Regions from separate parts of the Mus musculus genome. Here region 1 is linked to region 2. A link is a loop called in an ENCODE intact Hi-C map of the cell type or tissue named here. Cell type or tissue: heart. All regions are shown on one strand. Each heading gives the region's core, and the rest is flanking DNA. Links, peaks and the distances in the headings are about the cores only.

Region 1 (15,721 bases), core at 7,246-12,245, 56 kb after region 2:
TGTCCACAGGAGCTTCACGCTAGTATCGGATGGAACTCGATCTGTCCTCAGGCGATCGGGTGATGGTGCCTCTGCCCAGTGACAAGTGGCCACTGCCACAGACACCTGACTCATGGCATAGGAACAAAGCAACTCAAGGTTCAAATACAAGTGAAACTCATTAATGGTGGCCATAGCCAGAACTGGGGCACCTCAGTGATTTGAGGAGGCCCAAGAGAGCCTTCAAGACCTGAGAATGAATGTTCTTGCTGCTACCCCGGGAGTGCTTTCCCAGGGGTGCCCGCATATCTCTGCCCAAACCTGTCCACTGGGGATTTGTGTCCTTTATAAGTGAGACACATGAATCCTTACAGTCTGCAGATGTATTCTTCTGTGGTAGACCACAGAAATAAGAAGTGACCGTCTAAGCTTCTGACACAGCAGGAAGGGCCTCTCTTCTTAGGAGGACAAGAGGGTTGTTGTTGTTTTGTTGTTTTTTAAAGGCAATAGGATGTCCCATCTCATTCAATATGCCGGGTAATTTAATATCAGACACAGAAGGGTTTCAGAGGTCACAGCATGACAGTGGCAGGCCCATGCTTTACAAAGCCAGGCTTCTTGCTAGGATAAAGGTCTACTATTTAGATACTCAGGCTAAGGGCCTTTCATACCCTAGCACACCCATTTTACAGATATGAAAATTGAGATCTGAGCCAGGCGGTGGTGGCACACGCCTTTAATCCCAGCACTTGGGAGGCAGAGGCAGGCAGATTTCTGAGTTTGAGGCCAGCCTGGTCTACAGAGTGAATTCCAGGACAGCTAGGGCTATACAGAGAAATCCTGTCTCGAAAAAAAGCAAAAAAAAAAAAAAAAGAAAGAAAAAAGAAAAAGAAAATTGAGATCTGGAAAGAGAGTGTTCCAAGCAACAAGTGAGCCCCATGCTGCTGGCCCCTCTGGGGCCATTTAGAGTTTGCAAGGTGTCTAGGAAGTATCTGGTCTGCTATAGGGTTATTTTGGGGGTTTGGGGTTTTTTGTTGTTGTTTGTTTGTTGTTGATTGTTTGTTTTGAGATGGACCGTCATGTAGCCCAGGCTGGCCATGAACTTGCATGGGGCTAAGGATGACTGAAATCTCATCCATTTGCTTCTGCTGTCTACAAGTTAGGATAGCAGGTGTGTACCACAATGTCCCATTTATGTCCCAATGTTCCTGCAGGCTTGCCAAACATTCTACCAATGGGACTTCAGCCCCTCCCTAGGGAGTCTTTACAACAGGGAGCCCTGACAAAACCAAGGGGCAGAGGTCTCTGCCCGTATTGCATCCCTCAGACTCTGCGCCTTCAGGTGTCCTCTCCCAAGACAGAAATGTGCATGGCCTATTTCGCATGACAGAGACAGAAGGGCTAATGTATAATACATACTTCAAAAGGGTCAGCTGCTCCTAGCAGCCCCAGGGGAGCCTCCGCACCAGCAGGGCCAGCCTCTGAGACCTGGCCAGCACCGTGCCACTCTTAGTACCCAGAGATGAAGGTGGGCACTGCCCTCACTTGTATTCCTCACTGTCTTGTAGGTGGGGAATGTCCGACCCCATCTAGTGTAGAGTCAACACGAAGAACCAGACAGGGCCCTGGAGCCAGGTACTTATAGGTCAAACCCAGGCTCTGATGCTGGGACCGGAAGCCAGTGTTTTCATCTCTCTGGGTCAGTTTGTTGAAAAGACAGGAATAGTTTCTCCTCCACAGAATGAAGGGAGGACTAAATGAGACATTGTGGCGTTCCCGATGCATGGTAAGTGCTTCGTAATATGGGCGGTCACCGTTAGAACATCAGTAAGTGTTGCTTCCCTGAACCCAGCATCCTCTGGAATTCCCATCAGGATGCTCTTCACCGCGGCTCTGCTCCAGAACGGGGCAGGGCAGGGTGGTGGAGGGCAGGGTTTGTGTCAAGGAAAGACACTAATCCTGAATTTCTACCCTACACACACATTAGCACAAAAACGGAACTCCGGGACAAGCCAGCATGGCCGGATGCCACGTAAATGGACCTGCTCCTTTGGAAAGCGGTGCTTGGAAATGAACATCCCCTGACCTGAGAATGGCTCTCCCGGGACTCCAGCTAAAGGCTCCATTCAACAGACTGGAGAGGAAACAGACAGCTTCACCACCGTATGCATAATAAGAGAAGAACCAGAGGCAGCCTGTGCCTATCCAAGGCACACGGGCTAGTGATGGATGGATGGGGGGCAGGGGGTTGGTGGATGGTGCTTCTCCCCTGGCCTGTTACAGTGCCTGCTAGTGGAGTGGTATCAGGGAGTGCAAAGGGGAAGAGAATAGAGGAATTAATTGAGAAATGTCTCCTCAAACCTGCAGACTTTTGTTTGTTTGCTTGTTTGTTTGTTTGTTTGTTTTCGAGACAGGGTTTCTCTGTGTAGCCCTGGCTGTCCTGGAACTCACTCTGTAGACCAGGCTGGCCTCAAACTCAGAAATCTGCCTGCCTCTGCCTCCCAAGTGCTGGGATTAAAGGTGTGCGCCACCATGCCCTGCCCCAGATGTTTTTGTTTTTGTTTTTGTTTTATGATCAATAAAAATAAGTAAGTTAAGGAAAAAAAAAGATGAATGTTTTTTCTGAAGTCCTCAAATATGGCCCCCATCTGAGGTGGGGTGTGAGGAGAAGGGCAACCTTCCCCGATCACATATTGGAATCAGATCTGGCTGGAGCGCACATGACTCTGGGGTGCAGAGGTGGGTGGCTTAGGTGGGGGGCACAGCATGGTCAGGGAAGAGGCCTCTGGGGGGGATTGATGTGCTAATGTGGGAACAGTTGGACTGACCCAAGCAAAGGTGGAAGAGACAGAGAGATGAGGCTGGAGAGTCAGACCAGATTCAAGCAGCTGGCCAGGTTCAGGCTGAGGAGTGTGCCCCCATGGAGGACCCCAGGGTAGGCTCTAGGAATAGCCCAGATGTGCGTGGAAGAGAGAGACCAGCCAACAGGTAGCTGAGAGTGAGCACACAGGTGCCAACAGGATCTGTGGGTCATGTGGAGTGGGCACTGGAAGCCCCTGCGTGTGACTCAGCCCACCCAGGGGACCAGAGAGCCAAGAAGGACCTTGAAGCAGGCAGAGATGCTGTGGGAGAGTAAGCAAGGGGCAGGGGAGATGCATCTAGAAGCCAAGAAGGAAGGAAAGAGGTCAGAGGACTGATGGGGTGTCAGCAAGGCAAAGAGTGAAAAACCCCCTTCAGTTTATCACCTCTGGGGACATTAGCAAGAGCGCATTCAGGGTACTACTACAGCTGTGACAGCAGACCCTGTAAACCTGGGGTTTTCACCTACACTGAATGAGAAAAGAGGGGGAGAGACCAGGCAGTGGCCAAGAAGTGCATGAGCCCCCCACTGAGAGTGGCAGTGTGACCCTAGGGCATTGACTCTGGCTGCTGCCAGGATCAGAGACCAGACCATGTCTGTCTCACTCGGCAAATAGGAGAAGGGGAATGTGGAGAAGCAGGGGGGTGGGGGGGGATGCCCCCAAGCCTGAGAAGCTGACCTACTGCCAAGTCCCTGCTGCCAGGATCCCTCAGCCTCGGCAGGCCCACTGCAGGGAAGCCTACCTGGACAAGAGCCAGGTGCCAGGGAGCAGGGTCAGCACAGCCGTGCCAGTCACAGCCGTGGGAGGAGCCACCTGTGCCATCTCTGGTGCCAGGGCTAGGGCATGGAGAGAAAGTTGAGGGAAAACTCAAATGATTCTTACATTAGTACAATCTTAAAGGGAGAATTTGCTCCTATTTATGTGTTTGCTTATACCTTTGCCACTGGAGTGTCTGTCTGGTGAGATGTATAGTGTCATGATGCCCATTTTACAGGTGAGAAGACTGAGGCTCCCCTCCCCTGCAGCTTTTATCTGTTCCCCACCCCCCTCCACTGCTTTTGGCTTTAAGAACTTCACCCCTGGGCCGAGAAGCAGGGTACTTGCCTGGCTTGTCCTCTCTCTCTCTCTCTCTCTCTCTCTCTCTCTCTCTCTCTCTCTCTCTCTTTCTCTCTCTCTTTCTCTCTCTCTCTCTCTCTCTCTCTCTCTCTCTCTCTCTGCCACTCAGCTCAGGAGGTTTGAAATGGATTTTCTTATCTCCATAAAGGGAGTGGAAGCCCTGGAGGTGGTATGAGGAGACTGTGGTCTGATAACTCTGAAGGTGGGGGTTCAAGCAGCTGACTTCATGGTGGTCTGCTGGGATGGAGCCTACAACCTTCCCACAGGTATCTCCTCAGCTTGAACTTGGAGCCCTATACATGCTCTCTCTGCCCATTTAATTTGTCCATGCTTTCACTTCACCCTTGCCTTGCCCAGCTACAGCCTGGGGGAGGAGGCTGGGGCCACAGCATCAGCCCTATCTCGCCCCTCCTTCGAGGATTTATTCCGTGTCTGGAAATCAGTCCATGTCTGGGAATGGCCAAGGCTTTCCTGTCTGTTTGTCCTGCTCAATCTATCTTATCTATTTGTCCCCAGACTGGGAATTTGTAACAGAGAGGAAAGGGACCATAGGCATAATCAGTCAATGCCTTAGCATCACACACAAACCCGAGAAGGGTCCCTACTCCCCGGGGACTCCTTGTATCTGACCTGGAAAAGGAGGCGGAGGGAGCTAAGTACACCCCTATTGAGGAGTCATCCGCTGATTTACCCCAAGAGTTCAGAGCTTCAGGTACATAAAGCTGGGCGTGGCCCGGGGATGAGAGGTGATGCAGGCGTGCAGGTTGGTGCTAATGAGGCACTCTTGGGCTTGCCAAGACAGCTAACGGTACTCCTAAAGGTAGTGAGTACGGGGTGGGAGCTGCTCTAGGTTCCCGAGGAGAGCATCTAAGGAGACCATGTGCCAAACATCCCCACACCTGCATCTCAATCAATTTTCACTACAAGTGGACGCCGTTCTCCCATTCTCGTGCCCCGATCACCGTGCCAGGTTCCCACCGGCGATTCGGACCAGAACACTTCCATGGTGCCTGCCAGGGGCATGCTTCAGGTGACCCGACCGCAGCTCCAGGGACCCGGGACCCCCGCGCCGCAGGCTGAGCAGGGCCCCTCCACCCCGTGTCCCCCGACGGCGCACCACTCACCTCGATGCGCTCGATGCGGTCTCGCAGCGCGCGCACCGCGTCCTCCAGCTCCAGCAGCAGCGCAGGTGAGTCCCAGGCGCCGTCGGCCATGGTGTCGCGGCGGGGCCCGGCGTCCTGGAGGCCGCGCGGCAGGCCGCTCTCACAGCGGCCCAGCTTGCCGGTGAGCTCGCGGATGGTGTCCCGGTCTGCGCGGATGCGCGCCTCCTGCTGCAGCGCCGTCTGGCGCAGCTGCTCCGCGGTGCTCTGCAGCAGCAACAGCTCTGCGCGCTCGCCTGCCGCGTCCCCCTGCTCGGCCCCCGACGGGCAGGCGGCGGCCAGCGGCGTACAGAGGAAGCGACTGAGCAGCGGCACGGGCGGCGGCGGGAAGACGCTGGCCGCGGGCTCCCCGGGCAACACCGAGGGCCCGGCCGAGCCGCCTGCGCTGTGCAGGGCGCTCAGGCTGCGCTGCGGACCCGAGCCACCGGCGGCCGAGGCGGCCGAGGCGTTGTCGGTGCCGCCGGGCAGCGCGCGAGCGGGGCTGGCCGCCAGGGGCACGCTGGCGATGATGCAGATGACGGCACCGAGGAACGCCAGCATGCCCGCGGCCAGCAGCACGGCCAGGAACTTCAGCGTGAGGCGCGGAGGGGGCGCGCGAGGCCCCCGGCAGGCGCGGCGGCGGGGGTCGGGGCGCAGGGCCCGGGAGCGCGGGAGCCGGAACGGGAGCCGGAGTGGGAGCCGGAGCTGTCGCCGCGGCCGCTACTGCCGCCGCTCTGAGCCCGCGCGGCGGGAGGAGGAGGAGAAGGCGGGCGCGGCGGCCCCGCCCCACTCGCTCCCCCGGGGCCGGCCGAAGCCCAGCCCCGCACCCGTTCCGTGCCGGGAGCCCGACTGCGTGCGCCACGCCCAGGGCTTCATCTCACTCAGAAGGAGGTGACTGGATGGCTACGTGGCGGCTGGGTTCTAAGGCGACCCTGCGTCCTGGCCTCTGGTCCTCTCCGGGTCCTCCCGCCCCCCGGAATGCCCATAGCTGTGTCCCTGCGGGGCTCTGGCCTCAGCACGCTGCAGCCTCGGTTGCAGTTAACACCAGTCTGAACACGTTCAAGATACAAATGAGGAAACTGAGGGCCCTGGGCTCAGCGTGATGCCGGCTCCGTTGTAGTTAAGCCTCAGCCTGAACATGCTCCTGATAACAAAGAGGAAACTGAGACCCTCTGAAACTGAGGCCAAGTGGCAGCCCAAGGTCACAGCTAGAATGCATTTGAAGCAGCATTGAGGTGAGCCACATCTGCCTGGACAGGACTACTAAGGTGAAAGCTAGCGATCAAAGAGACAGCAGTCGAGGGTGAGGAGGCCTAATCTGTTTCTGCTGTGGTCACCTGAGTGTCACCTGCTACCTCCTCTTTCCAGAAGAGCAGGTTCGCTCTGCTCCAAGCACCCCATCTGAGCCCTTAGGTCTGCAAGCATCAAAGTTGCCAGAGGATAATCCCCTAGCTCGCTGCAGCCTCTGTCAGAATGGCAGGTGGGATGCAAGCTGGTGGGCGCCAAGACCAGGCAGGAGTGGGCTATGTGTGTAGGTTTTACTTTATCGTGCCTAAAATGCCTCTATATATATTCTGTTGAAAATTAACTTTGCAATGAAAAACGTTAAAAATCTTCCCACCCTTTCCAGTCCGGCTTCAGCCCTGCTGTTCTGCAGGCTGTCTCTGCCTGGGATGGATTCCTGAGCTGGAAGAACCCCTGGAGGCCATGAAGGTTCACGCTGCAGCCTGGTAATGGCTCACTAAGTCCTGAGCCAAGTCTTGACCATCTCAAAAGTCTCTGACTCCCCACAGCTACCAACGTGGACATGACTGGGGACCAGGACCTTTCTGAGGAGGCAGCAACCTCCAGAATCCTGGGGGACCTTGCCTGGTCACTGGCACCCCATTGGAGGTCCATGAGCATCCGTTCTGACTCCCTTCATTTTCCAGGCTGGGGGTTATGTCACCTCTGCTCACCCACACCCTAGAGTCAGGGATTGTTGTCCAGATATGCTAGTGAGAGGCACAATGCGGGCTCTGCTCATCATGAGCACCCAGAGCTGCGTTGATGACAATTAATAACCTGAGACCCCAGCCCAGGCAGCACGGCTCAGAGGAAGCATCCACAACTGGAGATCTAGCCTCAGATCTTTGGAGGCAATGACAGGCATTGGGCCCCCTACAGCCTTAGGGGTAGAGACGATATCAGCACCCCAGCTGATTCTAGTATGTCCATGAAGACAGACACGCAGACAAAAATCCCGATGGAAAATGTTCTTCAAGGGCCAGGAATGCCAGGAGAGGCCAAGAGGAAGTCACTCCCAGTAGCAGAACAGTCAAAGGTAATTTGAGTGTCGTCAGCCACCCTGGGAGTTCCGAGGCAGCTGAGTGGACAAGTGCAGGGGCTGGAGGTGGATCTTGTTTAAACTAGTCTATTAATTGCTTGGCATGACTATTAAGCCAATGGTATTAATAAGTCACACACACCCTGCTTAAACACCTGCGGCCGGCACCCCATCTCCTGTTGGCAACTATCTTTACAGGGATATCTACATGGTAACAACTTTGGAAAACATTGTATTGTCCTCTGAGGAGAGAACAGGTTTGCTTGCTGATCAGAGTACAGTTCACATCTCTGGGACCACAGTGGGGTGGGTCAGCTGATAGACCATCAAAAGAAGACCGAGGCTGTCTCAGCTCACGGTGTATTGGCTGTACTGCAGACCTACAGTGTGTGTCTAAGTTCCTATATAATTCCATGAAGGCACTGGGGGCTATTGTCTACATGCAGTAAATGCTGCCTGTTTTGATGTGAATAAAGTCTCTCTCTGCCTCCCCACTCCCATCCCCCTTGTCCCCCACCACCACTTCTATCCCCACCCCCGTCCCCAGAGGGGAGATTCTTGACTTTTCTCCAGCATCTGTGAAACCTGCTGACTTGCTGGTTTGTTTTTGTTTGTTTTTGAGACAAGGTCTTTCTATGTAGCCCTTGGAGGCTTGGAACTCTGTCTCAAGTTCCTCAAGAGACCAGGTTGGCCTCAAACTCATAGATATCCCTCTGCCTCAGCTTCAGAGAGCTTGGATTAAAGGTGTGCACTGTTGCACTTTGCCCTAATTTGCCAGTTAGCAGGTGAGGTGGATCTCAGGCCTTTCTTGACACCTTCTGTGTCCCCCCCTCTATAAAATGAGGAATGTGAGAGTATACAAAATATAAAATGAGAGTACACAAAAAAATTTCTCTCTGGACTGGGGAGTGCTCAGCTGGCAGAGTGCCTGGCTAGCAGGCATGAAGCCCAGGTATCACATAAACCAGGAAGTGGTACATGTCTGTAATCACAGCGTTTGGGAGGTAGAGACAGGAGGATCAAGAGTGCCAGGTTATCCTGGGCTTCATGAGACCCTGTTGAAAGACAGGGGTGTGGGGACAGGGAGATACAGAGTCACAGAGACAGAGACATGTACACACAGAGAGAGAGACAAACAGAGAAAGACACACAGAAACACACAGAGACAGGCACACACAAACATACACAGAGGAGAGAGACAGAGACAGAGAGACAGAGAGAGACAGAGAGAATTGGTAATCTGAGCATAATTTGGTTCTCCATCCTTGTGCCCGCTGCCTGCAGCGATCTCAGACTGTGAATTCTCCAGGCACGGCAGCACCTCCCAGCTCGGCACTGGTCCTGCAGCATCACATCCTTCATTTCTCTCTAGCCCCAGAACTCAGCACAGCCCCTTCCCCTTCTCCAGTAGCTTCTTGGAGAATACTTCCCCACAGGCAGTGAGTCCCATCTCTTCTGGAATTGCCCCCTCCATAATCCTAACAAAGATCCTACAAGGATGGGCAGAGGGGTGTCCTCAGGAAACCTCCCCTAAGACCAACAGCACTCTTGGTTTTCCTCACAAGTCTTACATCATCCCTTCTTTACTTTCTCTTTGAGTGCTGGTATAGAACCTGTACGTGTTACATTGATGCTCTATCCCAGGCTATACCCCCAGAACTCCTGGGATTTTTTATTTCTTCATTTTTATTCCATTTTTAGGATGAGGAAATTATGTTATAAATAACATATATACTTATTAGGATTTTTTTTTTTGGCTGAGTGTGGTGATACACACCTTTAATCCTAGCACTTGGAAAGCAGAGGCAGGGGAATATCTGTGAGTGTCAGACCAACCTGGTCTATGCTGTCATGAAATTTAGGCCAGCTAGAGCTACATAGCACTGAGAACCCGTACATCAACAAAACCCAGTCTAGGTGTGGTGGCACAACCCTGTAAGTGTGATAGGAGTCTGGGTAGCTAGATGGCGACAGAGAGCAAATGAGGGAGGCATGCATGCTGATCTCTGGCTTCTACTCATAATGTACATGCATGCACATACATGTGTATCTCCACATACGTAAACACGTGGCCCAATGTGCCACAAATACAATAAAGTAAATGACCAGACAAATAAAAGTTCTGCTCAATTATTGTTTATCACACTATGGCTAATTTAAAAGGAACAGGCACGGTACAGGTGAAAGAAATATCATCACATTGCTTCTAAAAACATAGGACCTGGGTCAGTGGGCTGGCTTAGCAGGTACTTGCTGCCAAGCCTGACATTCTGAGTTCTATCCCTGGGACCTACATGGTAGAAGGAGGACAGCTGCTGAAAGTCATCCCCTGACCTCCACACACATGTTGTGGCATGCATGCTCCCCCATAAGTAAATTAATATAGTAAAAACTGTAAGCATGTGAAGTTTCTACATAGGTTACTGGTTGTCTCCACAGCAGGCATGGAGAAGAGCCAGGATTTTAATGTGGGTTTGGGGCCAACAAGTCACACCAGGTGGCCTGGGATTTTCCTCGGTTTCAGGGGTGAGTGTCCTACACCCCAGGGAATCCCTCAGTTCTGGACAAACCATGAATGTGGCCCCGCCCTGGATCCGCAGTCATTCTGCCACATGCCCTCTGCGTGTTGCCAGGGAGCAAACTGTCACCACACACCTTTTTCTCCCTTGCAGCACCACCTCCGTGCCTTCTGCCTGTACACAGGGTGGGACCAGCCTTCAGAGCCCCATCTCCTGTCTCCAGAACTGCTGCTACACAGGGATGCTCACACTCAAAGTTACTGGAGCCAGTGTCCCCCTTGGAGGTGTGCCTGTGAGCAAAGCTACCCCTTCTTTGAAGAGGGTTGGGAAGGAGCTGCCTCTCCCTTTTAATGACCAGGTCTAGTCTCTATGAGTTCCGGTCTTCGGCAGGAGCTGTCTTTTCTTATCTGGGCAGTGGGGTCACTGATACCTGCTTGACGGGAGGTACTGAGAAGTAAGAGACATTGCATAGACCTCTCCTCCAGGGGTCGGGGCAGGCATCATTTCTTTACTTTTTACTGTTTTATTCTATTTACATATCTATCTATCCATCTATGCATCCACCCATCTGTCCATTTGTCCATCCATCCATCCATCCACCTACCTACCTGCATATCGTTTTGTCTATCTATCTAGTGTGTTTGTGCATGCACACATGCATGTATCTACCTACCTACCTATCCATCCACCCACCTTCTGTCTGTCTGTCTGCTTATCTATCTATCTATCTATCTATCTATCTACCTTCTTACCTACCTACATATCCTTCTGTCTGTCTAGTGTGTATGTGCATGCACACATGCATGTATGGAAACCAGAAGACAATTTCAGGAGTTGGTTCTCTTTTCCTTCTACCATGTATGTGGTCCAGTTCGGTGGCACATGTCTCTAACCACCGAGCCATCTTCCAGGCCCCAGGCTCCATTTCTTACCACACTGCCTTGTATTTCCAGAGCACAGTAGAATGCCTGATGTCCAAGTGACTAATAAATGCTACCTGATTCCTTATGTGTTCCTAGGCATGGGTTAGGTGTTCATTGTTAGTTCCCATTTATTGGTGCCCTCTTTATGACTGGATTCTGGGACTCATTTATAAATTTGGCTCAACATGCTCCAGCCTCCCCGGAGGAAAGCAGGACTTTGCTGGGGCCTAAAAATGTTTGCACATTTGTAGTGGATGCTGGAATCAGGAGTCCCAATCAATAGGAAGGAACATGGAAGCAAGTGGGGGGAGAGCAAACCTCCTGAGAAAACCAAGAGATTTTTCACCCAGACTCTGCTTCCTGGAAGCAGCTAGAGAGACTACCCAGCCACCAGCTTGGGCAGAAAGGGGACATCTGTTCCTGCAGGCTCTAGAGGGGCCCCAAAGCAGGAGGAAGAGTGTATTCTGCTGGCAGAGGCATCGAGTTGTGCAGAGTCCTGGCCAGGGCCAGAGAGGAAAGGGCAGTAGGAACAGGGCCAGCAAGGCTGCCGTCTGTTGCTATGAGGGACAGGCTGGGTTCCCATTAGCTCCCAGATTTCCCAGTAGCTCCCAGATACTGGGCTCTACCTCCCGAGTCTTGCCTCTTGGGGTCTCATCCATGGCCAGACTTCAGCTATATGCTACCCAGTTTTTAGTCCACACCTGGGGAAGCTGAATTCAGGTTCAGTGTTTGTCCTGGGGTCCCATGGGCAGTGGATGCCCAAGCTGGCCCTTGAGACTGGCAGTTGTCAGTCAACATCTTCCATTGCCACCTGTCATCCCTGTCCTGTGTGGATGTCCTGAGAAATGGCTTCTTCCTGCACAGTCACTTGAGCCCTGTTGGCTAGACAACCACCCCCGTCTTTCTCACCTTAGAGGCCCCACACCAGTGTCTCTCCCACTAGTCAATGGCTTGGGTGGACATCTAAGTTCTTTACATCTATTGTGGAGTGAGGGAGATAGGTGTGTGTACACATCCAGGGGTCAGAGAACAGCCCTCGGGAGTCAGTTCTCTCCCTGACACATGGGTCTCAAGGATCGAACTCAGGCCATTGCTCTTCCTGGCAGGCGTCTTTACACACTGAGACCTTGCATGCATTTTTGAGGCCCAGAAACTGGTTTCCTGCATGTGGGTCTCTGGTCCCTGGGTAGACCCAGGTGCATGCGCTTTCTACACAAAGTGAGTTTGTGATCTAGGAAAGGGAATGGGGTGGGGGCCGGGGTTCCTCAGATGCTGCCTTTAGAGCCTCAAGCTTTGGGAGACTTCCATTCTTGTCTGTTAAATGGGTCTGAACAGTCCCATTTGGCTACAACAAGGCCAGGCCATGGGACCATGCCCGGGTGGTCCTTCATATGTGCCTGGCAGCAACTTCCAATGCCATCTGGTTCCTCCTGTACCTAGGGTGAATCTAAAAATGGGGACCAGGTTAGGGAAGCTCTCTGGCTGGAAAATAGGACAACGTGGGGAATTAGGGCAGGTGGGAAGCCCTGTGAGCCAGGTCCTTCTTGCTTCCCTCCATGAGCTAGTTTATCAGCCTCAGTTGACTCGAGCCTTAGGTCTCTCCTGTCTAAAGTCTGTCTACAACCTGCCAAAACTGCAGCCACTAGCAAACTATACCCACACGTTATTTTTCAACTTGGAAAACAGGAAGCATGGAGGGAAGCGACTGCTACAGGGTCTATGAGAGAGGAAAGTGGCAAGGAGGGAGCTGTCCTGAGGTGGCTGTCACACTAGCTAGCTACTGCTTTGACACTCTTATCTAAAGCCTCACAATATCCTTAGGAAGCCCTGGGCCTCTGCCACCATTCCTGAGTTGCAGACAGCCATATGAAGCACAGAGAGGTTAAGCAAGTGGCTTCAGGTTACTCAGTCACTAATTTGGGGCACTGATGTTCAAGTTCACACAATGGAACCCATGCTGCTGGGATAGTCTGTGTCTCTAGGCAGTAGCCAGACAACTGCCTCATCTGGCCAGCCTGAGTCCAGTGCCTGGAGCAGGATTTGAGGACATGGCTGGAGAGATGGCTCAGTGGTTAAGAGCACTGACTGTTCTCCCAGAGGTCCTAAGTTCAATTCCCAGCAACCACATTGTGGCTCACAACCATCTGTAATGGGATCTGATGCCCTCTTCTGGTGTGTCTAAAGACAGCTACAGAGTACTCATATAAACAAACAAACAAACAAACAAACAAATAAATCTTAAAAAAAAAAGACTACCCAGAGAGCCTGGTGGCGGGGGCACATGCTTTTAATCTCAGCACCTGAGAGGCAGGCAGATCTCTTTATGAATTCAAGGCCACACTGGTCTGCAGTGTTAGTTCCAGGACAGCGAGGACTACACAGAGAAACCCTGTCTTGGAAACCAAGAAGAAGAGGAGGAGGAGGAAGAGGAGGAGGAAGAAGAAGAAGAGGAGGAGAAGCAGCAGCAGCAGCAGCGTAGAAGCTGGGCATGGCGGTGCATACTTTTAATCCCAGCATTTGGAAGGCAGAGTCAGGTAACTATCTGTGAGTTCGAGGCCAGTCTGGTTTACACAGTGAATTCCAGGCCAGACAGAGTTACATAGTGATACCCTTTCTCAACAAAACAAAAGAGTATCTTTAGACACCCATGAAGACCTGCGCTAGACCATGGTAGGCACCAATGGCTTCATTCTTGCTCAGTGGCTACCTCTTTAGGCCAGTCAGTTTACCCATCTTTCCCACTGATGATGCAATCTCAATGTGTTTGTGTCCTCTGGGTTTTACTAAGATGGTCTCTACCTTCTTTTGAGACAGGGGAGAAAGGGGGAGGGAGAGGAAGATGGAGAAGGAGAGAGAGAGGAAGATGGAGAAGGAGAGAGAGAGGGAGAGGAAGATGGAGAAGGAGAGGGAGAGGAAGATGGAGAAGAAGGAGAGGGGGAGGGAGATGGAGAAGAAGGAGAGGGAGAGGGAGAGGGAGAGGGAGAGGGAGAGGGAGAGGGAGAGGGAGAGGGAGAGGGAGAGGGAGAGGGAGAGGGAGAGGGAGAGGGAGAGGGAGAGGGAGAGGGAGAGGGAGAGGGAGAGGGAGAGGGAGAGGGAGAGGGAGAGGGAGAGGGAGAGGGAGAGGGAGAGGGAGAGGGAGAGGGAGAGGGAGAGACTGACTTGTGTGGGCTCAGGGCTGCTCCCCTTACAAACTGCCCTGCCCTTCACCAGTGGCCTCTGCATTCTCCAGCATAGGAGTTTGGGGTCAGGGGGAGGGTGGATGGGGAATGCCATCTGGCTTGATTCTCCAGAGTGGCAGAGGCAGGTGGATTTCGGAGTTTAAGGCCAGCCTGGTCTACAGAGTGAGTTCCAGGACAGCCAAAGCTACACAGAGAAACCCTGTCTTGAAAAACCAAAAGTCTTTTTAATTTAGATTTATGTATACACGTGTGCCTATGTCAATTTATATGCACTACATGCATACAGTGTCCTTGCATGGAGACCGCAAGAGGGCATCAGATCTGCTGGAATGGGAGTTACAGACCATTGTGAACCACCAGGTGAGTGCTGGGAACTGAACCAGGGTCCTTTGCAAAAGCAGTTAACCTCCATCACTAAGCCATCTCTCCAGCCTCGAACCAGCCATGTTCTCCAGGGTTCACCTTGGGGCCCGAAAACACATTTTCCTTAGTGACCCCCAAATATTGGGAGTCTCAGTTGAGCCCTAAGGAACCCATCCCTGACTCGAGGGACAAAACATTTCAGCCATGTTCCCTCGCTTCCAAATTTCCATCAACCCCTGCCATGCACTCGGTTCTTCCTGGGAGTTAGGGTTTGGAAAAAACGGTGACATTAGCTGTCCCTAAGAAGGCACCACCCCACTAACCTCCCACCTCATCTATGGCCCCTTAGCTCTGTAGCCACGTGGAGTCAAGGCATGAGAAGTAAGCATATTTTGCCCTGCCCCATGGGAGTCTACACTCTCGAACAGGCACAGGACATCCACGGGAGGTCTGGACTGGAAGGGGGCAGCAGGTTGCAGAGGAAATGATAGATCAGAGTGACATTTCCATGCAGGGGTCACTTAGTCACAGCCGCTCATGGCTCGTGGCTGGCTGGGAAGGAGTGAGTCACAGGCAGGAATAAGGTTTGGGCTTCCTAGGGAAAGGGGGTGAGTCACATAGCCTTGGGGGACCACATGTGGTGGGGAGCTAGATTTTGAATGTGGGACCCCAGGGGCTCGAATTGAGGTAGAACAGAGGATTTGAGAGCCAGCGCTCTGAAGTAAGCCTTTTGACATTCATCCCAGCTGTACAACTTAATAAGGCTGTCACCACCAGAGCAGGTGGCTCAACCTCTCTCCAGCTTCAACGGCTGCACCATGGGATTAATGGAAGACTCAAGTGCACAGTCAGAGTCTGGCTCCCAGCAACCCCATGAAGAAAGGGCCGTCAGTGTGCTTTCCTACTGTGTTCTGTTTATGGGGAGGGGATGCATACCTGTTAGTGTGCACATGTGTGCAGTTGTGTGTATGTGCGCGGAAGCCAGTCACCATCATCTGGTGTCTCCTGGACTGTTCGCCACTTTTATCTATTTGTTTGTAAATTACATCCATTTATTTGTGTGTGCACATGTGTACATAGTCAAAGGACAACTTGCAGGAGTTGGTTCTGTCCTTTCCCCCATGAGGAGCCCGGGGATCAAACTCAGGCTGTCTAGCTTGCCAGCTACTGCCTTAACCCGCTGAGCCAGCTTGCTCCGCTTTCGTGTTTTGATACAGGGTCTCTCACTGACCCTGGAGCTTGGAAAATCAGCAAGGCCAGCTGGCCAATAAACTGCAGGGACCTGCCTCTCTCTGCCATTGCCCCAGCACAGACCC
Region 2 (15,721 bases), core at 7,212-12,211:
ATTTTAAGGTTGAATTTTAAATTCCAAGGTGGGCAGGATACCCATCTTCCCGCACCACCTATTTTTGTTGTTGTTTTTGTTTTTCCAAGACAGGATTTTACTGTCACGGAGATCCACCTACCCCTCTGCCTCCCAGGTGCTGAGATAAGAGTGCACCACCATGTCCAGTCAGAAACCCCAAGTTTGACAGCAGCTTTTCTGTTTTAAAGAAGGCTCCATCCACAGCTGGTTGCAAGAGAAGGTAGGGCTGGCAACACGGTTCTCCTACTTTCCTCCCCCTGGGATGAGTTCCTGACTCCACGGACCTGTCCCCTCCCACCACCACCCCATCTCTCTCTCTCTCTCTCTCTCTCTCTCAAACACACACACACCCCGCCCCCAGAAGATAAAGGAGTGCGACTGGGGATAAACCACTTCTGTTCAATATCTTCTAAGGATGATGAGATCCGGTGTCCTTCACTTTAAAATGCCAAGGGGGTGGGGGGAACTGGGACAAGAAAGACAGTGGTGGTTCACGCCTTTAATCCCAGCACTGGGGAGGCAGAGGCAGGCAGATTTCTGAGTTTGAGGCCAGCCTGGTCTACAGAGTGAGTTCCAGGACAGCCAGGGCTATACAGAGAAAGCCTGTCTCGAAAAGAAAAAAAAAAAAAAAAAAAAAAGCTGGTATCCAAAGGCAGTAGGAAACTGAGGAAATACACACACCCTCATTTTGGATTGGTTCCACTGCCAAATAAAACCAGATCCCCTTTCTAGACCTCCATTGTCCCATCTGGAAATGAGATGCTGTCTACCCTTACAGTATCTTTGGACAATTATGCTAACTATCTTCTTCTTCTTCTCCTTTTCCTTCTTCTTTTTTTAACTTTATTTTATTTAATTTATTTTTATTAGATAAGATTACAGAGGGGAACAACCTTGACCTCAAGAGTAGGGCCACATTCAGACTTTATGGTCCTCCATTTTTAAATTTATTTATTTATTTTTGCCGCGGGTAGTGCCTTCCCCATCTTATAGCTCTGAGGTGGAGCACACGCACAGACAGCCCACATGAGGGCTCTAGAACAACAATAAAGTTATGTTTCTACCCACATGGGTATAAAGATGATACTTTATTATCATGTTGTAATGCTTTTCTTGATTTATAAGACATCAACATGAACTTGATGTCCTCGCTTGGTTCCCGGCTGCTGCGATAAAGCACGGACCAAAAGCAACTTGGAGGAGGCAAGGACTTCTCTGGCTCACACGTCCCTATTGTAGTCTCTCACTGAGGAAAGTCCGGGCAGGATGTCAAGCAGGAGCAGAGGCAGGGACCGTGAAGAAACACTGCTTACTGCTGTGCTGTTCCCTATGGGTTCCCTCCGTTTGTGTTCTTATACTATCTAGGACTGCCTGGCTAGGGGCAGCGCCGCCCACAGTGGACCCTTCCACATCAATTACCAATCAAGAAAACGCCCCCCTGAGATTTGCTTACAAGTCAATCTGATGGAGGCAATCCCTCAGTTGAGGTTCCCTCTTCCCAGGTATGTTTTGGTTTGCGTCAAATCGACGTGATGAAGTTGCCTGCACTAGACACACCAAGAGTCAGGGCTCAGTGGGGTGAGCTGAAGATTAAACCACCCTTCCCAGCACAGGACTGTGGGATGGATTTCCTGGCTGCTAGCTCTCTTCTTGTCTAGGTAAGTGGAGGAAGGGCCATTGCAATGGAGACTGGTGGGCCTTACTTAGACAGGTGTCCTGCTTGCTCACTCGGGGCAAGTCTCTTAACCTCTCTGAACTATGTTCTCTCTTTATAAAACATGAATAACAACAATCAGTTTGCTTGCCACACCAACTGACTCTGGCCTTGAAGAAGTTAATGAGCCCTTCTGGACTCTTTTGCCTCCCCCGTGAGGTCAAGCGAGGAAAGGAACAGAGGTCGTGGGGAGAGCACGTGGCCCTCAGCTTGTCTTGACCTACAGCCAAGCTTGGGGGCTTCCCTTGCTACACCCCGCCCCACGTGGTGATGGGATGAGCTATGTGGCTCTGCCTGCTCCGTGGCAAGGGACAAGCGCTCAGCACTTCTGTGGGAGGCCCCCTTCCCTCTGTGCAACCAAGGTCACTTCTACTGCTCCCTGGCAGTGTCAGCATCAGCCTCCAGTCCAGTTGGGTGTTGGCGTCTGTCATTTAACCATCACAGGCCAACCTGGCAGGGTGGGGACTTTCATGTCATGTTTCCTCGTCTCTGGAACATGTTTGGCAGCTAACAGAGGGTGAGGACTCCTGAGAAACCTGGTGCCCCCAAGTCCCGGAGGCTGTTTCTCCGCCTCCTTGGGATCTGATGTGGGGTGTTGCTGGACCCCACCCAGCTCCATCTTGGGGCTCCGGGCTCTTTAATCCAGCCATTCGAAGAGTTTGTTAGCAGGCGCCAGCCTAGTAAAGCTGTTTTATGGAAGGAGTCTGCTCCAAGGAGAAAGACACGTGATACGTGTAACAGTAGGTGAGGGCTGTAGGTGTCTGACTGAGCCGGACACTCCCAGGCACACAGCAGTTGGTCTTTGGAATGACAGTGTCTCCCTCATCTCTGACCCCACGCCTATTACCGTGCCAAGATTCTAGTAAATGCTAACTAAACACGACTCGTAGGACTTCAGTCACCTCACTCCCTGGCACAGCCTTCAGGGAGTCTTTGATGCAGAGCCCCTGTGGGCCTCAGTGTCACTCCCAGAGCATTGCCTGTGCCCTCTCCCAAGGCCAAGCCTGTGTTTGGGCAGGACTGGGACCTGGCTTGCCCTTTCCCCCTTTTCTTTGCTGATGAGATCCTGCCAATCATCCAGCAACGGGTTCCTAGGTATCTTCCCTGACCCTTCCCAACTCAAGTGCCTACGAAGAGCAGTGGCTTCCATGCCTGCTCCCACATTCCACACATCCTTTTCTCTCTACACCCCCTTGCTCTCTGTTCTGGGATGGGCCTCAGAAGAATAGCCTGGATGGGTCAGACATCCAGAAGGAAGGCAAAGGCAGGATTAGCATCTTTGTCTGTGGCTGTACAGGTCAGACATTTTGCTCCATGATGGTGGGAGGATGGGAGGTCATCCCTCTGACATAAACAGCAGCTGCAGCAGCTGCCGCAGTGACATCACGGGGCCAGTGGTTTCAGATAGCTGCCCTGAGAGACCCTCCGGAAAGAACAATGTGGGCGTGTTATTTAACTTTTGTCAGCCTTGATGTCCTCATCTGAACAGTGGATGTGTAAATGATGTGTGGATGAGCTTAGTATAGTGTGTGGTCCCCGGCAAGGCTATCAGTGATGGGGTTTGTGTTCGTTTTTAGTGAGCACCTATTTAGTCAGCAATAGCACTGACTACAGCCCCGCTCTGGCAATGTCAGGCAGGACAGGCCACTAGGCTGTAGGGATGGACTACTGACCAGTTTTAGCATATCGTAATAAAACATAAGTCCCAGCTGGGTCACAGGCCACAACAAGCCCCATAACCAGGCCCTTAGTAAGAATTCAATAGCATTTTTTAAAAAGATTTTATTCATTTTATGTTAGTACACTGTCATTGTCTTCAGACCCACCAGAAGAGGCCATCAGATCCCATTACAGATGGTTATGAGCCACCATGTGGTTGCTGGGATTTGAACTCAGGACCTCTGGAAGAACAGTCAGTGCTCTTAACCTCTGAGCCATCTCTCCAGCCCCCATCAATAGCATTTTTAAAAAGTTCTCCCTCTAGGACTAGGAAGATAGGTCGGCCAGCTGAGCTGAATCTATGAGCTCCAGGTCCAATGAGAGACTCTCAAAAAACAAGGCATAGCAGGGCATAGCAGTGTATACCTTTAATTTCAGCACTTGGGGGCAAAGATAGAAGGATCTCTGTGAGTTCGAGGCTAGCCAGATCTACATAGTGAGTTCCAGGCCAGCCAGGGCAACATAGTGAAACCCTGTCTTAAAAAAAAAAAAAGTGAAAGGTGCTGGAGAAAGACATGAGGTCAGCCTCATTCTCCACTGGCAAGTCCGATAGTATGTGCATGAGTGCGCACACATGCACACATGTGCTCACATTCTCCACTGGCAAGTCCGATAGTATGTGCATGAGTGCGCACACATGCACACATGTGCTCACATTCTCCACTGGCAAGTCTGATAGTATGTGCATGAGTGCGCACACATGCACACATGTGCTCACATGGACACATGTGCAAGCACACAGAAGCGCACGTGCACACATATACACGTGCACAGAAATGCAAACACACGCCCACGAGTGCACACACAACCATCAACAAAATACTAAAAATACAGTTTGTGACTGTTTTTAATATAAAGGCAAACATATTCCAAACTTGATTACATCTATTTCTTCCTGATGATGATGGTGATGAGGACGACGATAATGGCGGTTATAATGGAGATGATGGTGAGGAGGAGAGGAGAGGAGTAGTTGTTGTTTCCACTGACCTTTAAAATTTCATGGATTCTGCCACAATGACCTACCCACACTTGAAGGGTCAAAGGAACTGCTGGGAAACCTGTCCCAAGTTTGAGAGGAGAAGCCAAGGGAAGAGGGACAAGAGGGGACAGCTCAGTTATAGGCAGCTGTGGAAGGAGCAAGCCCACTAAGATAGCTTGCAGAATCGCCCTCAGTCCCATCCTGGCCCTGCTGCCTAGACCTCCACCTTATCCTTTTCGTGGCCTGGGAGGCCCCCAGCAAATATCAATCCCTTGTCTCCGCAAACTTCTGTCCTTACCCTCCAGGCTTCAGCTACTTGGCCTCAGTTTTCCTACCTGCAAAATGGGGATAGCACCCCTTTCCCTTCCTCTTGCTGACAGGTGGCTATGGACAGAGTGGCAGTGTGAAGGTCCTTCAAGCCTGGGGAGGAGGACCTACTGAGGCATTGACATAGCAATGTTCATATGCTTGCCCTGCCTGCTTCTCTAAGCAAGGATGAACGTTAAGAGCCCCTCCCCCGCCCCAGCATCCAACATAGGAGAAGCAAGCTATATATGATATATAGAGAGATATAGATATATATATGTACAGGACTGTACTTCCGGCCAGCCGCAGTCCTCCAGGTGTGGGCAGGCTGGGTAGCTGGTCTTTGTGGCACAGGATACAGTGGGACAGGGGCTGCAAAAGCCTGTGTGGCTCTATGTTCTGCTCAGCGCTGTCAGCCAGTCCGCCCTCTCTGCCAGCATGCCCAGGGCACACTGTAGGCAGCACAGCTTGCAGTTCCATACAAGACCTCCAGGTGGCCAGAGGCTCCAGGTTTTATGGCTCAGTGGTCAGGAGCTGCCACCTGGGAAGGAGGGCTTACCAGGGGGCGGGGGTTGTTGCGCATGCGTCCATCTGAGTTGCCCGCTCACTGATTGCCTAGATGCAGCCACGCAGGCCGCTGTCTTATCACCCGACTCCTGTCTGTCCACAACGCTCTAGAGTCTCTTCCTTTTTCTGTCCCCTTCCCATTCCGCCCCACTCCTCTGCTCTCCTCTCTTTCAAAGCTGTCTTCCCAACAGCCTTGTTCTGGGGCCACGGTGGCCATGCTTATTCATCAGGAGGGTTCCACCCTGCTTTCGGGGCATGTGCCTTAGACTGTGGGCGTTCTTCAGCATCCCTCCCCAGACTCAAACTATTCCATGGTGAGATCAAAGGAGGACACCCCGTGTTGTTTTCTGACCGCTCTCTAGCTCGTTCCTTTGAGACAGGGCCTTTCCCTGACATGGGAGCTTGTTGGTGTCTTTCGGCTAAGCTGGCAGCCAGCAAGCTCCGGGCATCTTCCCTTACTGTGTGGGGTTACAGGCCCACACTCCGACCACACCCAACTCATGTGAGGGTGCTGGGATCCACTCGCAGGTCCTCGTAGCTGTACAGTGAGCACTCTTAAGCACCCAGCCATCTTTAGCCCCAGAGGATCGTCATTATGGTTTCCCTTCTCTCCAATACTGTGCCACATTCCTGTAGCTCCCTAGAGACCCTCCTTCCCAGCTCCCCCAACCTTCATGCTCTAAGGGGTCTTATTAAGTATAGACTTCATCCAGCCATCACTCTACACACACACCCCTGATAAGGTCACCTGTGCCCCATCTCTTATAGTGTCCCCTTCTTCCTGGTATCTGGTAAGTCTGGCCCTAGCGTGCTTCCAAGAAGCTGGATCTGGGTAAGATTCCCATCATGTTAGCTGGGCCAGCCCTCAGTACAAACCCAGGGCTCTGAGTCCACTGACTGCCCTGCCAGTCAGCAGCTGGCTTGTCACAGCTGGTTTCTGAGGAACCTTGTAACCGCCCTAGAGAAGATGCCCGGAAGCTGTGCCTGGGTCTCACTGTGCCTCAGGCCTGTGCTGTGTCCTCACTATAAGGTTCTGTAAGCATCAGTTTAGACCGAGCCCCGAGAGCCACCCTGTATTGCAGAGCGCGAGTGCTCAAAGTTTCCTTTTTCTCTAAACTGAGACCACTTCCTCCTCCCTGTGCCTGCTTGGCAAGCCCTGGGTGGTGGTGCTCTCCCTAGGCCTCAGCAGGTCTGCAGTCCTCTATGGCTGTGCTCTGGCCAGTGATTGGCAGGTCTGACTGTGAGCAGGAGTGTCCCGAAGCAAAGCTGGACCTGCAAACTTTCGCAGACCTGGACAGAGCCATTTAGGAGTTGTAAGTTAGAACTTAGAAGATGTAAGTTTACAAGTTTAGAAGTTAGAAATAAGAAGGATCCCGGAGGTCTTAGAAATGTCTCTTCCCTCCGTCGTGAGGTCTTCTGGCAAGGATCAGGGCACCCGGCCTCTCTAGGAGGATGAAGAAGACAGCTAATTAGTAGAGTGACAGCCAAAATGGTCTAGAAGAAAATACCAAAGGAGAGAGGGGCTGGTGTGGGTGTATGCAAGAAAGAGGTTGGGGTGGGGGTCTCCAAGGACACAGCAGGGTGGCTGAGCACACCCAGTTAGTGTTCCAGGAAGCCTGGGCTTGCTCAGAACCACTCTAGTGCAATGTGAGGCTCGTGAGCTAGGAAGGCGCTGGTCTTTCCCTTGCTGTCTCTCAGTCCCCGGTAATTCCAGTTCCAGGGCATCCCAGGCCATCCCCTGACCTGTGTAAGGACTAAGCATGCACACAGTGTACATACATACATACATACATACATGCAGGCAAAACAATCACACATAAAATACATAGGTCTAGTTTCTTTTTTCTTTTTCTTTCTTTCTTTTTTTTCTTCTTTGAGACAGAGTTTCTTGGTGTAGCCTGGGCTGTCCTGGAACTCTGTAGACCAGGCTGGCCTCGAACTCACAGAGATCTGCCCGTCTCTGCTAGGATTAAAGGTACGCACTACCGCCCAGCTCCTAACTTCTTTTTAAATGCTTGTCTTGAGAGCTGATGGAGCGGTGCACCCTGGTGTCTCCACTGACAGGAAACTCAGCGCTGGCAGTCTTTGGGAGTAGGAGGAGGCTCCTGATTGTGAAGTAGGCCCTGGCCCATGCCTGGCTGACAACACACTGCCTGACAGGCTGAGGGTGCCTGGTGAGCAGACACTGACTGGGCGTGTGGACCCAGAGCCAGGAAGGGGCTGGACAGTTCCTGCAGTTAGCTTGTTAAAATTGCCATCTTCTGCCGGGCGTGGTGGCGCATGCCTTTAATCCCTGTACTTGGGAGGCAGAGGCAGGCAGATTTCTGAGTTTGAGGCCAGCCTGGTCTACAGAGTGAGTTCCAGGACTACACAGAGAAACCCTGTCTCAAAACAACAACAACAAAACAAACAAACAAACAAACAAACAAAGCCATCTTCCAGTCCTTGGGATGTATCTTCTAAGCATCTAGCAGCAGCAGGCTGAGCTAGCAATGACCATGAGGCTGTTCTAATGGAAGTCACCGGACCTCTGCCTCAGACCTCAGAGGACCAACAAGGACCTTCCCTGGGTTCAATGGTTTTCTCAGCCCTGCTAGACAGGCCTCATAAGTGTGGGGGCTCATAACATGGAGAATCCCATAAACTGGTGTGTTAATCATATGGGCCCTTGTCAAATCTCTCCTGTTCCAAAGGATGACTTTGTAGAGTTAGTGTGAAGGTTAATTGTGGGGGACTTTTAGTGTGTCAGGCTATCCTCAAATTCACAGGTATACCTCCCTCTACCTCCCAAATACTGAGATTAAAAGTTTGTGCCATTGGGCGGAGGGAAGTTATAGGGGGCTTTGGGGATAGCATTGAAATGTAAATGAAGAAAATATCTAATAAAAAAAGTTTGTACCATTACATCCAGCCTTATTTCAAAAACTTTTTAAAACCATTAAAATAATGCCGGGCAGTGGTGGCACACGCCTTTAATCCCAGCACTCAGGAGGCAGAGGCAGGGGGATCTCTGAGTTTGAGGCCAGCCTGGTCTACAAAGTGAGTTCCAGGACAGCCAGGGCTATACAGAGACACCCTGTCTTGAAAAATCAAACCAACCAAACAAACAAAACCATTAAAATACAGTGTACCAAACAAACAAACAAAACCATTAAAATACAGTGTATGGGCAGGCAAATCTATGCAGTACATCTTAGATGGCTTTGGGATGACTGTCACTGGGGTCCCTGCAGGTCTGAAATCCGCCTCAGTCTCGAAAGTACCAGGACCCTCACTGTGTGAGCTGCAGACATCCAGCTGATCACAGAGCGCATCAGGAGGCCCTCCCTGCTCTCTCAGGCGCTCTCCTCACCCAAGGAACCAATGGGGTTCCTGTATTTACCTCCAGACCTGCACAGGAACACACAGAGGAGAGAGAGAGAGAGAGAGAGAGAGAGAGAGAGAGAGAGAGAGAGAGAGAGAGAGAGACTGACTCTGTGTGTGTGTGTGTGTGTGTGTGTGTGTGTGTGTGTGCGCGCGCGTGTGCGCGCGTGCGCGCACTAGTCCAGGTATCTGGGTTGGAAGTAGGAAGGCAGGAAAGGAAATGCAGCGAGGTTCCTGGAGTAAGAGAGCCAGGGGAAGCAGCTCCCCTAGGCTGCTCAGGAAATGGTGGCGGGCTCTGAGGGCGTTCATGAGACCATGGCCTAAGGGTATTCAGATATGAGGAAGCAGCAGCCTGCAGCCTGTCCTGTTTCACTTTCCCCGTGAAAACAGGCAGGGTGCGCCTAGACACCAGCGAGACTGCTGAGATGTCCATGCACTTCTGAGCACCGCCAGACTCCCAGCTTAGGCCTGAGCTGAGAGCTAAGCACTTCCAACCACTTCCCGCACTCTAGCTGCTCTCCTCCAGTTGTTGCTCATGTCCGGGCTCCCTGGACAAATCTGTCTGAAACAAGGACTTACTGGGGGCTGGGGGTGGGGTGGTGGCGCACAGCTCTGATCCCAGCACTCAGGAGGCAGATGCAGGTGGATCTCAGAGTTCAAGGCCAGCCTGGTGTATAGCGGGAGTTCCAGGACAGCCAGGGCTACACAGAGAAACAAAAATACCCAAACACAACCTAACCAGTATGGTCACTTCCTAGGAGGAACAGAGATTTGGGGGAGCCACTCTAGAGGTGACACCCCAGCCACAAGATGGAGAAAAGCCCAAGGTGTCACACTTCCTTTTTAGGAGGACTGGGAATTGGGAGCAGAGGAGATGGCCCTACCTGATGTCCCCAGCTAAGGCACTGATGCCCACATGGCCTGTGGGTTTTGTGGAAGCAGAAGTTACCCAGATAGCCCAGGACAGCCCCGTTGCAGGCCAAGCCAAGCCGAGAACCCAGTGAGCCCGACAATGGATCCTTGGGCCATCAGAAGCTCCCCAAGCACCACTTTGTCACTCGGTGATCTCTTGGGACTGACCCTGGAGGGAGATGCTGATGTATTGGATTTGGCGGCCCTTGTAATGACCCTCAGGAAGAAGAGAATGTGTGATGCCCACATGGTAGAAGAAGGAAATAGCTGGTGCTAGGCCGGCCAGGTCACTGTATCCCCATGAGTATGTCTCAGAAGGGGCAGAACTGACACTGTGGGCTCTGAGCTTGAAGTGGAGGCTCAGGCCCTAGCTGACTTGTAGCTCCAGGGAGCCTGGGGGCCAACCTACTAGGCTTCCAGTGCCTCAGTACCTATCTATGCAAGGAAGAGTGTGGAGGAAGTGCTTGATAAATGTTTGCGGATGAAGAGCAGAAGTCTGTTTCTGGCTGACTCAAAACCACTATATCTTTTTTTCCCTTCTGGCCTGATGAGCCTGAAGAGGTGGTCAGTGGTTGACTAGCCACTCTGCCCGGAAGTCTCCCGCAGGCACGGATTACCATGCTATGCCCATGTATGGCCACCAGAGGTCGCCCTGCACCGCCGGCAGCAGAAAGCTGTTGGGTTGGTAGACTCACAGAAGGGGGGCAGGATGGTTGGGACAGGGCTGAGGAATTTACCAACAGAGTTCTGGGCTCCTCAGGTGGGCCTGCTCCTACTTGACATCATGAGCTTATCTTCTGTCGCAGCAGGCCCAGCTGGGTCCAGCTCACCTGGACGATGTGAAGGTGGAACTGGGTGGTGCTGGTGCCCCAGGGTGTGCGCTTAGTAAGTATGGCTCAGGTCCTGCACTTCTGGGGCTCCAAGCCCTAGAGCCAGGGTTAGTGCCAGGAACATTGGTCCTAGGGAGAGGGGAGGGGACCAAGCTATGTTGGGTCTTGCAAGCCAGGGTGGAGCGCTGCTGTTATCAAGACATATGGGGAACGTGGGGTCTGGGGGTTTACTCCCAGGTCATCAGGCTCAGGGTACAAATGAGGGCTGTGGTGAAGAGGTAGCTGCTCTCCAGTGCCTGCAGCATGGCTTGCAGCCCAGCTCCATTTTGGGCTGGCAGGGCAGGTTCTTACTGGTCTGGGGCCTGAGTTCTCCATCCCCATTCTGTTGCCTTTCTGCCTTTAAGACTCCCTGCCCACCGCTCCAGGGTTTCCCTCCTGCCCATAACATGTGAGTCTCACCCCATCCGTCATGGCTCTGCCCATCCCTTACTCATAGCATCCTCGACTGAAAAGCTGGGACCCTCCTCACTTCCCTGGGGCCTGCCAAACCCCTCCATTCCAATGAGATTATCCGTGGAGAGAGCCCCTGGGGCCAGTGCTTCCTTGGAGGCCTTCCTTCCTCCATGTTCCCTGGCACCTCAGCCCAGGAGCTTACTGTTCACACTAGCTGCATTTACAGTCAAGGCTCTGGCTGCTTCGTGATAGGAGTGGCCCACACCAACCATTCCAGGACCGAGCAGCACATGTGGCTTTTAGCAAGGTGAGATGGGAGGAAGAAGGAAGAGTGTGTGGGAGACCACAGGGGGTCCAGAGAACCCAGAGAAGCAGCTGTGGTTCTGTTCTGAACATTGGATTCACTCAGATAAGAGGCAGAGAGATGGTCTCTGGTCAGGCACAGGCTCCCCCCCAGCCTGCCTGCTGGGCTGACTCTGTTGCTAGGAATCCTGGTCAACCTCACGGATGCTCACCCATCAGACATGAGATGCACATAGCAGGCTGTGTATCCCATCCTGCGAAGGAACAGCCCTGTGTGTTTAACGTTCCAGGTTCCTCTATGGTTGATCTGTGAGTTCAGGGACCCCCCTCCCCCATGCCTCAAACAGCTAACTGTTGAATGACAGCAGTGTCCACAGCCTTAAGCTTGGTAAGGGGCCCATACAAAACAGATGGTTCCTCTGCTTCTCCAGACCAAGTCCTCAAAGCCAGAAGATTCTGTCCTCAGTGTGGTCAAGGAAGACTGGAGAAGTTTCACAAAGGGCTCCTGCTGGGACTGTGAGCCTGTACTTCTGTCCAGCACCCCTAGCTCTGCCAGCTGTCCTTCCGGAGTCCCCTTCAGAGTCCTGTACCCAGACCACCCACCCATCTACACCTCCATCTTTTCATTCCTCAATCCCCCATCCTTCCATCCACTCATCCCTCTACCCACTCATCCCTCTATCTATCCATCCATCCCTCCATTCTTCTCACACACTTATCTGTCCATCTGTCCATCCATCTGTCCTTCCATCCATCCTTCCTTCTTCATCCACCCGTCCCTCCACCTGTCTAGCCACCCATTATCATTCTTTTACTCACTTGCTCATTAGTTACAATACATATTGTTGTTAGTTAGTTAGTTAGTTAGTTAGTTTGTTAGGTTTTTCAAGACACTGTGGCTGCCAGTCCTGAAACACTCTCTGTAGACCAGGCTATCCTAGAACTTAAAGATCTGCCTGCTTCTGCCTCCCGAGTGCAGGGATCAAAGGCCTGGCTGCGTGTTTATTTGTTAGTGACAGGGAGGGACTAGTGCTTTAGTCCAGGCTGGCCTGGAAATCACTATGTAGCCTAGGCTGGCCTTAAATTCCTGACAGTCCTGCTTAGCTTCCTAAGTGCTGGCATATGTGTGAGGAAGTGCACGTGGCTTGCACATGTATTATGTATGTGGCACCCTGCGCCAGGCACTGGGGATGCACAGAGCACACAGTCCGAGCACTCCTCAGTTACAGAGTAACTAAGGTGCAGCAGATGCACGTGCCATGGTGGAAGAGCACAAGGCACAGAAGGACTGGGCAGGTGTCAGTATTGCAGGGGACAGGTAGAGTGGGGCCTGTCACTCTTTCTGTATCCCTGAGCCACTAGCTCACAGTGAGAGCCTCACCCCCAGCCTGCTCCACTCTGGTGTGTCACAAGATGTCCGTGAGTTATTTCCTCCACGATGCTAAGGTTCTCGTGCAGTCTCCCTGGCCTGTTACACAAGGCTGTTCTGAGGCTAGAAGGACACGTAGCTGGGGTTACTGCTTGGTCAGTAGCAAAACCCCTACATGGGTATGCATGTTCTGGGGGCATCTGTCTCAGCTCAAGATGAAAGGTCAGGGTCTGATCCCAGCTCCCTGTGGTCTCTGTCACTGGTCAGGGGTGTGCATTGGCCACCCTGCCTTTTCCTGATTTAGTTTTGTAGAACTTAGGTGGTAATGGAGGAATGGACCCTGAGGCTCCACACCGGCCCTGACCCAAATCCATGAGAGCCAGCAATGTGGACATCCTTAAACATTCATGGTCACCTCTTCCTGGCTCCCATAGTCTTCCTGAGGCAGGAGGATGATCCCTGTTCTGCAGATGAGGTCACAGAGGTGCAGGGAGGGAGCTTGTTCCAGCTGGCAGCAGCCACCTGAGCAGTTTTGAGCTGGGCTCTGGGGTCCCAGGCTGATGACCTGAATCCTGCTCTGCCCGATAAGCACTGGGCCTGACTCCTCACCTGTAAGAGAGACATAGGCGTAGGCAGCAGCATCCCAGAATGGACAGAAGGGCCAACCCGACCCAGGGGACAGAATGCTCAGCACGGAGTCCAGCGCATCCGGGCCTCCAAGAGTCTAGGAGTCTTATTAATAATAATACAAACCTTCTGCCTCTGTGGCTTGCTCTCACCCCACCCCCACCATCTTTCTAAGGATTGAAGACAGCAGCTGGCAGTGGGAGGTGGTTTCTTTAAATACAGGATGAGGAGAACAAAGGAAAAATAGAACAGGGGGGTGGTTTGTGGCCTACGCCAACTATCCCCCTCCAAACGTGGGGGAGGGACCTAGCCTCCACCAGCCTCTGTGTGTCCCCAAGGCTCTTGAGGAAGTGAGGTTTGCTGTGCATTAGGCTTGTCTGCTGGGACAGGACAATCCTGGTTTGGACTGGGATGTCACCATGGGAGGAGACATTTCCTGCCTGACTATAAGGGTGGCCCCTGAGAAGCAGGAAGTAGGTTGAGCTCCTGGGGTTCCAAGACAACATGGAGTATTTATTAGAAGGTTCTCTGTAGGCCCCTTGAACTTCAAAGGCTATACCCCTCTAGCTGCCTATTCTCCTTGGTTGCCATGGATCCCGTGACCAAGTCCTTGCCATCTGCCTCTTTAGGCCAGTCCCTTAGAGCCCTCCACTCTCCTGAGAACCTGTGTCTCTTGGTCTTTGTGGTGCCCACGGGGCACTAGATGCCATTCTCTGAGATGGCTGGTACCAGTCACTGCTCCTCCAGGCAGGGTACTGGCACTGGGCTTCGAACTGTGTGTGACAAAGCTGTCCACTTCCCTTGAAGACTCCGAGGGGACCGAGGTGTTCCCTGCACTACAGACAATGGTGGAGAACTACAACGTAGGTGGATGTGCCTTCTCTGAGGGCAGAAGTAGCTAAGCAATAGGTGAGCCAGGACCATGCCTGGAATGTGGAGCCCCTCAGGACAGAGGTAAACAGAAGCGCTGAGAATGAGCAGGAGCCAGGAGGACCCTGAACCTGGCAGCCTAGGCCTGGTCCTGGCTGGAATTGCATCCTGGCTAGATCTTGGGCTAACTAGTCACTCTCTGAGCCTTAGTTCCTCTACTTGTAGATGAGGGAAGGCAATTCTTGACTCAAAGGTCTACTGAGGATTACATGACATGTCACAAAGGAGGAAGCCCAGGGGCTGTCAAATGCAAGACTTTCACAGAGGAAGAACCTTCCCCCAGAAAATGCTAAGGCCCAGTTGGGTGTGACCTCTTCAGGCAGCCTCCAGTCTTCCTCCCTGGGCAGTGATGTGTGCTTTCCTGAGCCCCACACTGTTCCTGGCCAATGACATCCTCCCCGCTCTCTATTCCACTGGCCAGCAAGCACTGCGCTCTTTGTGGTTATACTTTCTCTCCTTCAGCTGTCAGCCACCTTGAAGGGAAGTTCTGGCTGGACCTCAGAACGCAGACCTCCTGGGGTCAAGAAAAGAGACCCCTCCATAGAGCCTCAGTGAGCTGGCCCAAACAAACCTTTAAGAAATAGAAATAGAGCCAGGTGGTGGTGGCACACGCCTTTAATCCCAGCACTTGGGAGGCATAGACAGGCAGATTTCTGGGTTCGAGGCCAGCCTAGTCTACAAAGTGAGTTCCAGGACAGCCAGGGCTACACAGAGAAACCCTGTCTTGAAAAACCAAAAATAAATGAATGAATAAATAAATATAATAATAAAAAGAAATAGACATAGGATATGTGGTGGTGGCACACACCTTTAATCCCAGCACTTGGGAGGCAGAGGCAGGCAGATTGGTGTGAGTTTGAGGCCAGCCTAATCTACAGCGTGAGTTCGTGAGTTCCAGGACAGCCAAAGCCACACAGAGGGACCCTGCCTCAATAAACAAACAAACAAAACAGAAAGAAATGAAGAAAAAGAAGAGACAGACTTGAGGGGTTGGAGAGACAGCTCAGCAGCTGGGGACAGGGGCTACCTGAATTTGGTTCCCACAGTGTGGCTCACAAACATTCATTCTAAGGGGTCTGATACCTTCTGACACACACAAACTTACAGGCAAAAACACCCATGTACAGATAAAATAAAATAAATAGCTAAAAAGAAAAATGAAGAAAGACAGAGGCACGAAAAGAACTTACCAGAGACACCTCTCAAAATAGAAACATCGCTAAATTGGTTGAAGGAGCTGGGTGTGGTGGCACACATACAGCACTTGGGAGGTGGAGGCAGGAGGATGACTTCAAAGCCAGACTGGGCTACAAGAGACAAACAAAAACAAATAATAGGGCCAGCAAGGTTGCTCAGTGGGTAAAGACACTTGCCACTAGGCTTGCCCTGAGCTTGGTCCTTGGGACCCCCACGGTGGAGGGACAAAACTGACTTCTATGCATTGTTCTATGAACGACACACTCAGACAGTGCCACAACCCTAACCCTTCCCATATGCACATGCACGCACATACTCATCCCTCTTCCCCACAGATGTGCAGGCACACACACACACACATGCACGCACGTGCAATGAATGGTTAAAAGAAGCTAGGGAAATCTGGCGGTGATGAAGATGACAATACT

What was found. Peaks named below come from ENCODE experiments on the same cell type or tissue, not always from the same donor. Only the 100,000 strongest peaks of a DNase experiment are listed, where the experiment ranks them.
Region 1: it touches region 2 in a loop (4-fold over the local background); 13 of 42 quality-filtered maps call a loop at or near these places.

The regions. Positions count from the first base shown.
Region 1 is chr15:79,798,895-79,814,615 of GRCm38, forward strand. The region is part of intron 5 of Npcd (neuronal pentraxin chromo domain); the gene reads right to left. It overlaps Nptxr (neuronal pentraxin receptor), which reads right to left and starts at 5,815. Exons shown (of 5, transcript NM_030689.4): 1 at 5,081-5,815. The coding sequence starts at 5,689. In heart, for the core only: a CTCF peak has its summit at 9,383; no DNase peak of the experiment used is centred there; H3K27me3 peaks cover 3,792 bases.
Region 2 is chr15:79,742,990-79,758,710 of GRCm38, forward strand. It overlaps Gm16576 (predicted gene 16576), which reads left to right. Exons shown (of 4, transcript NR_045069.1): 2 at 94-241; 3 at 1,524-1,679; 4 at 9,520-14,405. Among named protein-coding and RNA genes, the nearest start is that of Gm16576, 8.2 kb to the left of the region's middle. In heart, for the core only: no CTCF peak of the experiment used is centred there; DNase peaks (open chromatin) are centred at 7,452, 10,242 and 10,552.